Linked DNA regions of Homo sapiens: region 2 is linked to region 1. A link is a contact called in ENCODE Hi-C or POLR2A ChIA-PET data. All regions are on one chromosome and are shown on one strand. Each heading gives the region's core, a stretch centred on a gene start or an enhancer-like site at or near the end of the contact. The rest is flanking DNA. Distances are from core to core; before and after follow the strand shown. Region 1 holds the start of GLRA3 (glycine receptor alpha 3). Region 2 overlaps ADAM29 (ADAM metallopeptidase domain 29).

Evidence for each region. A loop is a pair of places that touch in the nucleus more often than their neighbours do. ChIA-PET counts read pairs that join two places held with the same protein, here RNA polymerase II (POLR2A). Pooled maps may share reads with other maps.
Region 2: a loop to region 1 is called in a map of OCI-LY7, with 4 times the contacts of the local background. The contact joins the enhancer-like site here to the promoter of GLRA3 in region 1. A Hi-C loop is called at or near these places in 2 of 168 maps with a recorded cell type or tissue (OCI-LY7 and endothelial cell of hepatic sinusoid), 1 of 37 single-sample maps with no recorded cell type and 1 of 50 pooled maps. POLR2A ChIA-PET finds 5 or more read pairs at or near these places in 1 of 52 experiments (OCI-LY7).

The regions. Positions count from the first base shown.
Region 1 is chr4:174,826,606-174,832,923 of GRCh38, reverse strand. GLRA3 (glycine receptor alpha 3) reads left to right here and starts at 3,677. Exons shown (of 10, transcript NM_006529.4): 1 at 3,677-4,183. The coding sequence starts at 4,113. LOC101928551 (a long non-coding RNA gene) reads right to left here and starts at 1,196. Exons shown (of 5, transcript NR_125900.1): 1 at 1,038-1,196.
Region 2 is chr4:174,925,022-174,931,339 of GRCh38, reverse strand. ADAM29 (ADAM metallopeptidase domain 29) reads right to left here. Exons shown (of 5, transcript NM_014269.4): 3 at 166-354. Among named protein-coding and RNA genes, the nearest start is that of ADAM29, 9.8 kb to the right of the region's middle. Within about 2 kb of position 2,344, at least 2 of the 41 ENCODE cell types and tissues checked have a DNase peak (open chromatin) inside an H3K27ac peak, as active enhancers do; they include OCI-LY7, where a contact is called at or near this core.

The DNA of each region.
Region 1 (6,318 bases), core at 2,428-4,927:
TTACAATAAATTACTCATTTAAATATTCTGAAAAGTTAAAACTGTCTACAAAATGTACAAAAAATAAATACAATTTCACATTTAAAAAAATGAGGCTCAGGAGATTACCAACGGGATAGTATTCAGAGTCTCGTGAGTTATAAAAGGGAGTATGAATTCAATTTGTTGCATTGGAAATAAAGGGCTTTGGGAATAGAAGTAGCATCGTTTGATTTACTTTAAAAAACTTAATATTTACAATGGAACTTTAATTAGATTAGCAGGAGAAACAATTAGGAAGCTGTTGCTGAGATTCATGTACAAAATTGTGTAGCCTAGACAAGCAAATGTAAATAAATTATTGGATATTCTCCCTCTATTCAAAATAGAGGGTCACCAAATCAACTAATAACATTTCATGATTATTCTAGTGTTCTCAGTAGGTCAATCCTTATGCAGAAGGTAAGTTCACTAGGCTCATATTCAGTGACAATATGTAAGCCTGCCATAGGGCTAATTATTCTCTACTAGATTTATATTAAATAAGCAACTTTCTGATTGATTCCTAAATTAAAACTTTATTTCAACCTTAGGGAGTGTTAATTCAAAGATGTCAATATTCTAATTATTTCAAAAGTAACATTACTTTTGGTAAGTGTTTAAACTGGCATTTTGATCTGTATATCAACTTTTGATGAGATGGTTAGAATGATTCAATGCTACTGAATCCAATCAACTCTCAGTAAACTAGCACTAATTCTATACTACATTGACTTAAAGAGTATATGGGGCTTTTATTAAATAGCAAAGCATCTCAACAATATGTGTAAAATATCCCAGGTTTTAGATCATTGGTAGTAACAACTGAGGAAATGTAAAAAAGCTAACTAAATAAAAGAGGCACCTTTATCATTATACTGAAATTGATCTTTCTGTTGCTTAGGCAATGTACACATATTTTGAAAAAATAGAATAAATGTGCCTTAAAAATAGCTCCATGGTAGTGAACAAAAGAAAACTAGACAATGAACCAAAAGCCCCAGATTGAAATTTGATACCTTCTGCTTACTGGATATGAGGGCTTGTAACCGTCACTTAACCACACTGGTCTACAATTGCTTTCTCTTGAAAAGTAAGTATTAAGCATGATGAAGATCGATATCCCATTAAGCTCCGAAGTCCCATGTCCTATATAATGTGAAGTAGAATCCATTAGTGCAAGAAAGCAATAATAAAGGCCACGAAAGGTAAAGCTGAGATGTGGCCATGTCACAATCCAGCACAGTTGTATATGAATGGGCTGATCATCTAATCGTCAGCCACAGAAGGTTCCCCCTACCCCAAAAACACATTCACTCGCCTACCCATTCAATCAGTACTATTACTCTGAAAAGAGTACGATTTACAAGACAGCTACCAAAAATATGTAGATGCATAATATTCTGTTTGACCTTATAGAAATTAAAACAAACAATATAAATATCCCTCAACAAAAATACACTAGAAAATTAAACATCAAACGTTAACTGAAAGAAACAGAGCACCACAATCACTCAATTTTAAATATACCTAATTAGTCTAGTTCCCAATGCACTGTAACAACTTCCTTCATTTACTAATAGAGAAAATACATATTGTGTTTCCAATGTGATAATTAATGCACCCAACGAATACTGAGTATCTATTATATGCTAAGTGTTGTGCTAAATAGTGGCCATTGTCCTCACTCTAGTGAAAAAGTCAAACAAATAAATGAGGAGGATGATAACAAAGAGTGACAAGTAATTTGAAGACAATAATTATGGTGTTATGAAAAATGAGTATTACGAGGATTCCAGCCATTCTTTCATATGAACTTTATATTTAAAAAGGATTAGATCCATACTAATTTCATATCCGTACTAATTTTATAAAGTATATTTCTATGTTTTATGTTAACTACAAGTTGAAATAGTTAAAATTATCCTGGCTTTTAAGCCATTGTGTAATTTAATTTTCCAGATTACTCTAAAGAGAGTTTTAATATTATCTATTAATTTACTGACTTAAACATACATTGTCTCCATCAAGCCAGAGAATAAATCTGCAAGATCATTTAATCTAATTTTCTCAATAAATATACTTTAAATATATATATATATATAAAGATATTTTTTAAAGAGGATACCTTTTCTCAAAGTACCCAGTCAGTGGTTAAGCAGAGCAAGGAATCCACGTATTCTTGAAATAAAGTTTTGAAGTTTTTTAATGCGTACGTTTTTAAACAATTATTACTGCTATTCAAAGAATCGCCAACTAAAAAGCTTTTGTGCTTAGTGAGATTTCAAAAGATTCATCGTGAATAATTAAGTTGATAAAAATGGTATGAATCTTCTCCAGGTACAAATATTCCTGGGCAGAATCAATGGTGTCCCTTATGAAACTTCTGGCAGTTTATGATTTAAATCAGAAAACCACTATGTGAAAAGAGACAAGTATAATAAAAACATCTAGAAATAAATCCAGGAAACTCTTTATTGTCACTGAATGTAAATAAAACTTTTTTACTAAAGTGTAGAGAGAGAGATTTTTCATATGAGAGGGTTGGAAGGTGGTGACTTATGCTTTCCAGTTAAACAGAGAATTTCAGGAATAACCAACGTGTCAAGATGAGGAATCATTTTTGACATGTCATTAGACTAAGTTAAGAGATGAAAGTAGGGATTTCAGAATAAATATCTGAGGAAGTTTTGGGGAAAATCTAAGATTCAAGGAATGAACATTTGATCATGGCTGATAGTAAATAAGAGCCACTATAAAGATCAAAGAAGTTTTAATTTTTAAAAAACTTCTATTACTTTGAAATACATAAACAACACAACACACACACACACACACACACACACACACACACACTTTTCTTTTCCAGTCTTCCATCCAAAACCCAAAGTAAATAAATGTGGGAGGGGAGGAAAACAGGGACAGAGAAGGAGAGGGGGAAAAGAATAGAGAAAGAGAAGGACAGAAAGCTGACATGACGGAGAAAAGATGGACCTTATAGTACCATGTGATCTAGCTGTTCTTCTCACTTAAACTTACTGTGAAGATGTAAAACGGGAAAGACCAAAAAAAAAAAAAATGGTGGGAAGCCTTGCGTCTCTAGCAGCCATCTCTTTAGACTTCACACCTTCATCTTTTTAGAACCCTTACTATTACTTAAGGAAACCCAACTTAAATCCAGTCAACAACGCTTCCTGGCCAGAAGCTGGCCAGGCTTGAGAGGATTCTAGAAGCAGCTGGTTCTTCCGTTCCACGGGCGTTCACGCACCACATTGTCTTCTCTTCCCCAGCCCTCCGCCAGGGTCTGGGTTTACTGCTGACTCTTGTATTTCGGTGTAGAGTGTAACAGACAGTGTCACATCCGAGAAGACCTAAAGTGTGCCTTTTCCCGGAAGGGAATACTAAAGGGTCCCTCCTGCGGGGTTACACTACCTAATCCACAAAACCGCTGACTTTCCCAGGTGGCTTTTTCCGCCCACCTCGCTCCAGTCGCCGTTTGGTTTGTTTGGGTTTTGTTAAAGGGTGAAGCGCTAAGCCCCGCCTACCGTCGTAAGTGGCCTGTCACTCCGTCCCGCTGTGCGGTCGTGATTGGTCGACAGGACCGGGTTGTCCGGCCCCACCCCCGCTTCCCTTTGCCGCGCTCCGGGTCTCGGGTTTTAACCCAAGGTGGAGAGCTGGATTCCGGCGGGCGGCGCTTGGAGCAGGTGGAGAGGCGTCCTCTTTCCGGCTGTTGCTGCTCTTCTTCCTCCAATCCTGGGTCTCAGTCAGGGAAGAACGAACATTCTTCCTTTGCTGCTGGAGCTTTAGAGAACTGTTGCCCAGCACCTAGGCACTTCAGACATTTCATCTCACTCATTTTTGTAATTTCACTGTAAAAATCACCTGCACATTTATAACACTGTGACTCTCCACTTCTGCTCAATGCTGAGAAGGGGTCCGCATACTGCGGGGAGCTGTCTAAGGTGCTGAAGCTTCCCAAGCATCAGTCTACACCAACACCATGCGGGGTTAGATTGTACATTTTCATTCTGTCTTTCTGGTTCCCCATGCCTTGGATAAGACTATTTTCAGGATCGTGAATATCTCTCCGTATCATGGCCCACGTGAGACACTTTCGGACATTAGTTTCGGGATTTTACTTCTGGGAAGCAGCACTGTTACTCAGGTGAGTTCGCTTGGATTTAACAGTCGGAGAACTCATTAAGCCTGTGCATTACGTTGCAACCACTTGTTATTGATGAGACCGGGAAATTTGCAATTCTATATTGACTTGTTGAAACAATCAATTTAATCGTATTGTTTTCTGTCTAAATTATTTAGCAGTCTATCTACTGAGACCTACTCATTTGCTTTTTCATTGATTAGTGCATTTTAGTAACTGGCATCTTGCGTTATTTGCAGCTGAGAAAAAAAAATTATTTTAAAAGCCTACGTTTTCCTTCTCAAATTGCTTTTAAAGTTCCCGTTTTCTAAGTGAATTATATAATTTGGGTGTTACTCTTTTTTTGAAAGTTACAAAACATTTAGTATTTAGAAACGAGACATTACTTTTTTTAATGCAGAAATACAGACCATAGTCATTTACTGATGAGAGAAACTCCAAATGTTGTTGCTATATTCAGAGGTTAAGTTAAATGAATCAAAATAAGGGCCTTGCAAGTACTATTTTCTAATGACCTAGCTCAGGTAATACATGAAGGCAAAATCATAAATAGATTATTAGATATGTTCTATGTCAGGAATAATCTTCTTGAGTAAAGTAATATTATAACAAAGCCATTAAACTATGAAATTGTTCTATGACATGTCATTTTCTTATCATGATCCTGTCATATTTGGTAGGCTTAAAAAAATAATTTAAAGAGTATAAGAGAGCTAGACAAAGGATCAGATAATTTTACCCCGTTCTTAATGAATGTGTAAAAATAAGGTACTGCTCATATAGAATTTTGACCCACCAATATAAATTTAATTTTACTGTTACAATTAATTACCATAGGATTTCCATTTTTATGGCTTGCAAGGTTTTCAAAGGAGGATTGAAGTCCAATAACTAGAGTAACTAAGTTATATGCATACTGATTTCTACTTGAAGTATTTAAATATTCTTTATTGCTATGTCGATTTTTCATCTTTGGGCTACCTTATAAAAACCAATAGTGTATCTCAAACTACCTTATAGAAAGTTATATTATTTTCATTTGCCTATATATAATAGAAACTGTGATGGTTATTATTTCTGAAATTATTGATTTTTTCCCAAAATAAGAAGTTGAACTATTTTTAACCAAAGTATTTTCAATAAAAATCATCTTGATATGATCTAGTAATTTTTGTGACTTTATTATTGTCAGAAATTTGATTTGTAATAATTAAAGCCAAGTATATGGAGCTTTTATATTTCTGAAATTATTATGTAAAGGAGTACAAACTTAATGTTAAAATATAAATTGATTATTTCTCTATATTTCTTAATGGCTTAGATGGTAAAATACATTTTTTTCAAAGAAATCAGATTAGCTTAGTTGATAGATACTTAGATTTAGGAAGCTAAAGTCAGAAACTAAAATGTTTTGGTCAATGAGGTTAAATTTGTATAATGGCAATCACTATGATATTTGTTAAAACATGTTCTGAGATAAATAATCTTCATCACTAGATTCTCTGACTTTTGTCCAATTTTGTTAAAAGTTATGAAAAAGTATTTCAAATGGATAATTGTGATTATAAGAATTTATCTTTTTTAATGTTAAATAATTTTAATTAGAAATAAATTTTATGAGAAGCCCAAAAATGTACTTCTTTGAAAAGACATACAACATACAAAAGTTTACTTCATAACTTATATTCTTCATCAAGTTTTTCTTTCTCCATTCATAAATCAAATAAATTTTTCTCTATCCATGACTAGTCTTAGATGAGAGTAGGTTATCACTCTATGAAGAACTTTAATTATATGTAAAAAATTAAGCATTTTCACTTTTAGTGATGACCCCCAAAAGAGGATTTCCTATAGAAAAAAAAAAAAAAAGGAAGCTCCCTCTACTGGAAATATTTTGTAAAATAAATGTCTTCCTGGAAATGATTCTTTATTCTCTAATTCTAGCCCTGATGTATTGAGCACAAAGGAAACAAGAAAAAAGATGAAAACAAAAGAAAGTATTGGCATTAATTCTTAACATATTTTTAAATTTCAAAACAGCTTACCAGGGCAATTTGGAGGCAACAACAACAACCAGAAACCACAGATATTTATAAGTAAATAATTCACTAGTACAGACTTTTTATGTCATAGGCTTT
Region 2 (6,318 bases), core at 1,095-3,594, 100 kb before region 1:
AATAAACCAAACATGTATTTATCCACATTTTTTCACCTCTCATGCTTGTTGGCATTGCTGTTTAGAAGTAAGTCCAGAATAGAAAATGTCTGCGCACATGCCAGTGTTGGCATTTCAGTGAGTCTGGTTTGGTGATGATTTTGTGCCTCTGCTTATTTGTTTTACCTGCTCCTTTCCACTGCAAAAGAGGTCTGATTCCACGCAAAGAGGACTGGATGGGGGCTCAATCAAATTTGTTTTCTTGCTGATGGTTATACGATCACAGGAGTATTGACGAGTTATGCACTATGAGTTTTCACTTCAGTTTTTGTTCACAGTTCGTGAGACTGCAGGGAGAATGTTTTGTACTCTAACCTGAAATGAGAAATGAAGACTGTGAACTGCTGAAGAATATTAATTAGACAGATAAAGCTTAAATTCAGCAGTTTGATGAGCTAAAACTTGATAACTACACACAAAAGTGGAAGGCTGAAAAAAAAATTCACAGCTTTCTGAAGTACATGGAAAAACAATCAAGAGAAATTTAAATGCATAAATATAAAATTTCCCAGAAGAAAATCATTCTTTTACATCAAAATTGTCAGTGTTAGTGGGCTATTTGAATTGTTAAATCTAGAGTATATTTTCAAAGTACAATTTCTGATTCTAGGAGAAAAGGAGTCATTTAAAAAAAAGAGTTGGCCATTTGTGAAAAACAAAATTAATAGTTGAAGGAAAAAAGACATAGTTACCTTTTAAACATAAAATCTGAGGCTTTTAATTCTTAAGTAAATTTAATTTTTAAGGACTTTAATATGACATTCCAAGTTTTGATACAAAATTGTTACTTTTCTGGAAAAATAATTTTGCTTTATAAATTATTATTACTCATCCATTTGTTCATTAAATAATCAGTAAGCAGCTGCCAGACAAGGTGCTAGGGCCTTTTTCACAAGATGAATGAACTCAAGTTACTCAGAGACAAGAATGAAGAGACATATTATTAAAATTTTAACACAATGTGAAAATTGCTTTAATTATTCAATTTAAAGTATTTTTGAGTGCTTACTTAGCTTCAAGCTTTACATCATGAGTGGGGATAGAGTTTCATATATAGATATATATGAGAGAGGCTGGGAGCGGTGGCTCACGCCTATAATCCCAGCACTTTGGGAGGCCGAAGTGGGCAGATTACTTGAGGTCAGGAGATCGAGACCATCCTGGCTAACATGGTGAAACCCCGTCTCTACTAAAAATACAAAAAATGAGCCGGGCATGGTGGCAGGCGCCTGTAGTCCCAGCTACTCGGGAGGCTGAGGCAGGAGAATGGAGTGAACCCGGGAGGCAGAGGTTGCAGTGAGCAGAGATCAGGCCACTGCACTCCAGCCTGGGCGACAGACTGAGGCTCTGTCCCAAAAACAAACTAACAAACAAAAATTAGCCAGGTGTCGTAGCATGCGCCTGTAATTGCAGTTCCTTGGGAGGGTGAGACAGAAGAATCGCTTGAACCCAGGAGACAGAGATTGCAGTGAGCTGAGATCGCGCCACTGCACTCCAGCCTGGGCAACAGAGTGAGAGTCTGTCTCAACTGAAAAAAAAAAAAAAGAGAGAGAGATGTGAGAGATAGAGTGAAGGAGAGATGTATAAACAATGAAATTATGTAAATCCTATACAAAAATGAGGCAGACAAGTGGGAAGGACTCCCCATAAAAACTCCAGCTGGCCTTGGGCACTGGGGTGGAAACTCAGGAAGTTCCTGTGGGTTTTGCAGCAGGGAGGAGCTTAGCCCCTCCTCTTCCTGTGTGGAACCTGGGATTCAAACTGCGAGGCGGGAAGCGCACCAGCAGGGACTCTGCCTTTGTGGAGAGTCTGTGTTTCCCCCCTTTTCCATTTTTTTCACTCCTCAAATCGTCCGCTAGCCTAAATTTTCGTAGCTGTGTGATAAGGACCTCATCTTGAGCTGAACTAATGAAAAGTCCTGTAACAAAAAGACATTTTATGTTTTACAAAGTGATCAAAAAGAGGTGGCTGGGTCTTTTTGAAAGCATCAGAATATGCTTTCTAAAGAAAGTCAACATTATGCTTCAAAAAGGTGGTACAAAATGTGCCTTATCAACTGATATGGAGTAACCAGGAGTGTACCTCACAGAAGAGGTAAAGATTGAACAGATTATTGAAACAAAATAAGGAAACTGTCAGGAAAACAAAGAGGAGAGGATATTTTACAGAGAAACCAACATGTGCAAAAACAAGAAAGTGCAAATTAGCAGATGGCATTCCGGAAATTTTAAGTCATCTGGCACTGACCAAGGCAGCCTTAGAAGTTCCCCTGAACCTGACTCAACTTCAGACAAGTTTCTTCCTGACTCTAGGCCCTTGATCTCTCTTTTCTTAGAGCAGTTACTTTAGAAAAGTTAAAATTGTAAATTCTTTCGCTGCAGCTTAGAGATGTAAATCTTCTCTTGCAAGTTTTACAGACTAGGAATGTCTTTCTCCAGGTCCTGAGAGTCATCCTTTTGAAAAGTATACACCAAGAAAGATGGAGTGCCTTCATCCAGTCTCTATAGAAATGTAGGAGCTTAACTTAGATAAGCACGTATTAGCAAACACAGATGGCCGAATCATGTTTACCAACCTCCCTGCAAAGTTCTCTAGTACTTTGTCATTAAAAACTGTCCCATCTTTTGTTTCAGGGGAGTTAAATTTAGTCTCTCTCCCCTATTGCAATAGTCTTGCCTCCCTCTGCAATTGTCTTTGCCTGTCAACTCTGGCTGGTGTCTTTTTTTTTTTTAAGCACATGACAGGGAATTTGTAGAGATAGGTAATGTTAGGGTCACCCCAACCAGACTGTTCCCCCTCCCTTCCCATGGGTCTTACAATGCAGTCGTTTGTGACATCCGCACAGCTCCCCCAGGGCTAAAGACAAACCCCCCTTCACTGACCCCTCCAGTAACTAACCAGTCAGTTACAGGATGCGGTTGACATGTCTGTTCACCTTGCATAACAAAGCTGGCAAAAAACATCTCCAGGATGCGGTCAAGACACCTGCACACCCATCTCAGCTCCCCCACCCTGACCCTGTTCCTCGCCTTGTAAAGCCATGCAATGGTCTGAAAGCAGGGCTGCCTCCTCTGCTTTTATCAGGAGGTAGCCCGGCAGGACTGATAATAAATCAGCTTGCCTGAACTCAGCTGTCCTTCCAATTATCCCTTACAGGTAAAATCCAGAAAATGAAGGTTTTTGTATACCCTTAGGGAAAACGTTTTAAGCAGGGAAGAGGAAGACAAACTGATTTGGAATCCTAGGACTGGAGGAAAGCCAAATTATAATGGCAGTTTGTCTTATATTCCCCCACCAAACAGAAGAAGGCCACACAGGCCAAGTGTTTCCCAGCCCATAATCTAGCAAAAGAAGGTGGCTCAGAAAGGATTAAGTCTCCCTTGGATCAAATGCATGTCCCTCCAATAATACCAAGCAAGATTCCACCAGCAAGAGGAATCAATCAGGACCCAGTAAACATAGAGGGGCCAGTAGAAGCACTCTCCCACCAGGCTTATCCTGAAACCCCACTCCCACATCCAGGAATACCCAGGTAGCTGTGCACCAACCAGCAAGAGGGACCTCGCCATAACAGGTGGTGTGTAGACTAGCCCTATAAATATATTATAAAATACTCCTAGAACCAATAAGTGAGTTCACCAAGGCTGCAGGTTACAAGATCAACAGACAAAACTTAATCACAATTTGTATGCAAACAAGGAATATTTAGAAATTGAAATTAAAACTCAACTACCATTTGCAATCATTCCAAAGAAAATTTACTACTTAGATAGTAATATAACAAAACATGTACAGAATTGACGTGGTGAAAACTACAAAATGTTAATAAGGGAAATTTTTTAAAATCAAATACAGATAGATTAGAACATTCAACATAGTAAAGGTGCCAGTTCTCCCCAAATTGTTTTATATTAGTTTGGTGCAAAAGTAATTGCAGTTTTTACCATTGAAAGTAATGCTGTTTAAAAAAAAACACAATTACTATTGCACCAACAGGTGTAAGCTACTATAAATATTGATATGCAGGTTTTTGCGTAAACATAAGTTTTTAGTTGGGCAAACACCTAAAAGTAGAGTGGCTGGTTTGATAGCGAGTGTATAATGAACTGTCAAATAGTTCAAATGGGCTGTACTATTTCCTAACACCTGTGTTTGAATGTTCCAGTTTGTCTGCATTCTTGCTAGCACTTGGTATTTTGAGTATTTCTTAGCCACTCTAAGAGATTTGTTGTGGTATCTAGTTGAGTTTAATTTGCATTTCACTAATGACTAATGATACTGAGTATCTTTGATAAGTATATTTGACATTTATGTATATTCTTCGGTGGAATGTCTGCTGAAATATTTTGCCTAGTTTGTATTGTTTTTTGTATATTTTACTGAATTTTAAGAGTTCTCAATATATGCCAAATGCAAGTCAGAGAGAGTTCATAAAGACAATAGAACTATTTAATGAAAAGGTGGTAGCCATATAGATAGCATTGTAAAACTGCAAATGAGGATTTTTATATAATAGAAATTGAAACTGGGGAAACAGTGTTATGTTTTGTTGTTATGTTTCATTTTTTTTTTTTTTTTTGGACATGGTCTTGCTCTGTCACCTAGGCTGGAGAGCAGTGGTGTGATCATGGCTCAGCCTCCTGAGTAGCAGGGATTATAGGCTTGCACCACGACACTCCCTAATGGTTTTTAATGTATTTATTAAGATGGAGTCTCATTATGCTGCCCAAGCTGGTCTCGAACTCCTAGCCTCAAGCAATCCTCCCCGGTCAGCTTGTTTTTAACATTGTTTTAGAGTGTCAATACTCTGAGTTTAAAAACTAGTATTTTAATGGAAAACATAACTCATCTGTCCTTATACTTTTGCCTTATTAAATCTTCATAGTTAAATATATCTTATTTTCAGAACTTGAGATAATTAAATAATATTTATATAATTTAATCATATTGACAACTAGGAGAAGTTTCTTTAGGCTAAGTAAACTTGTGTGCTTATGACCGGAAGGCAGGGAAGTGGTCTGAGCATCAATTTGAAGCGTTATCGATACGGTTTTTTCTTTTGTAAAATGGGAATGATAATAGTAATGTCTACCTCATACAGTGGTTTGGGAAGTTAAATACGATAAACCAGGTTAAATATTTAGGGCAGTGACTACCATTCTTATTCAATACATAATTGTTATTATGATTATTTTACAATCTTTAAAATACTTCAGTGGTTTTGCAAATCTCCACTTCACTCTATCTGTATAAAGATCCATACTCCTTTTTTTACACAAAATAGGAAATAAAGGATACAATTTTTTTTAAAATGATTTGAAAGAAAGCTGACTTTCATTAGAGTGTGTCTGAAGCAGTGTTGTTATTGTGTGATCCCATATCAGAAGCATCTGTACCTGATACTTTGTTTCTATTTGTCTTTCAGCAAGCAAGGAAAACAGAAAGTGCCCACTGTGATTTTCTATTTTTCTAAGCCTTCTCAAGCAATTATTATCATCAATTTTCATCTAGCATTTTATCTTCTGTCTGGTTCACTTCTTTGTTTCTCAGGAGCACAAGTCTTTACGAAACTACGTGGGTAGCCACTTCCTTTTCCCTTTGAAATGGATACTTCTCCTGGCATTTTAATTTTGGCTCAAGTATAAGAGTTATCAAGACTCTCAGAATTAATAATGTAAACAAATTCTGTCAGAGAACATTTGAATTGGACGGTTCTGAAAGGGAAAACTGCATAGTTTAAAGTGACTTCCTCTATCACATTGTAAGATATTTCCTTTCTTCCTTTCTTTAATAAAAGAACCATTTAATTACTCCTATATGTCTTAGCCATGGAGGCATGGCTATATGACAAGAGGCAGATGGTCATGACATTTTAAATATTTTTAATATAAACTTTGTTTTTTAAAACCGTTTTAATTTACAGAAAAAAAAAATGCAAAGATAGCACAGAGTTTCATGTATCTCCATACCCACTTTCTCCTATTAGAAACATCTTACATTATATAATACATGTTTCACAATGAAAGAACCAATATTAACACCTCGTTATTAAATCCATGCCTTTTGTCAGATTTCCTTAATTTTTTGCTAATGTCTGTTTGTGATTCCAAGGTCCCATCCAGGACACCACATCACAATTAGTCATGTCTTTTTCAGCTTCTTTGGCTATTGCAGTTTTGCCCTTTCCTTGTTTTTAATGACTTTGACAATCTTGAGGAGTACTGGGAAGGTATTTTGTTGAATGTCCCTCAATTAGTGTTTGATGGTTAGAATAATTTA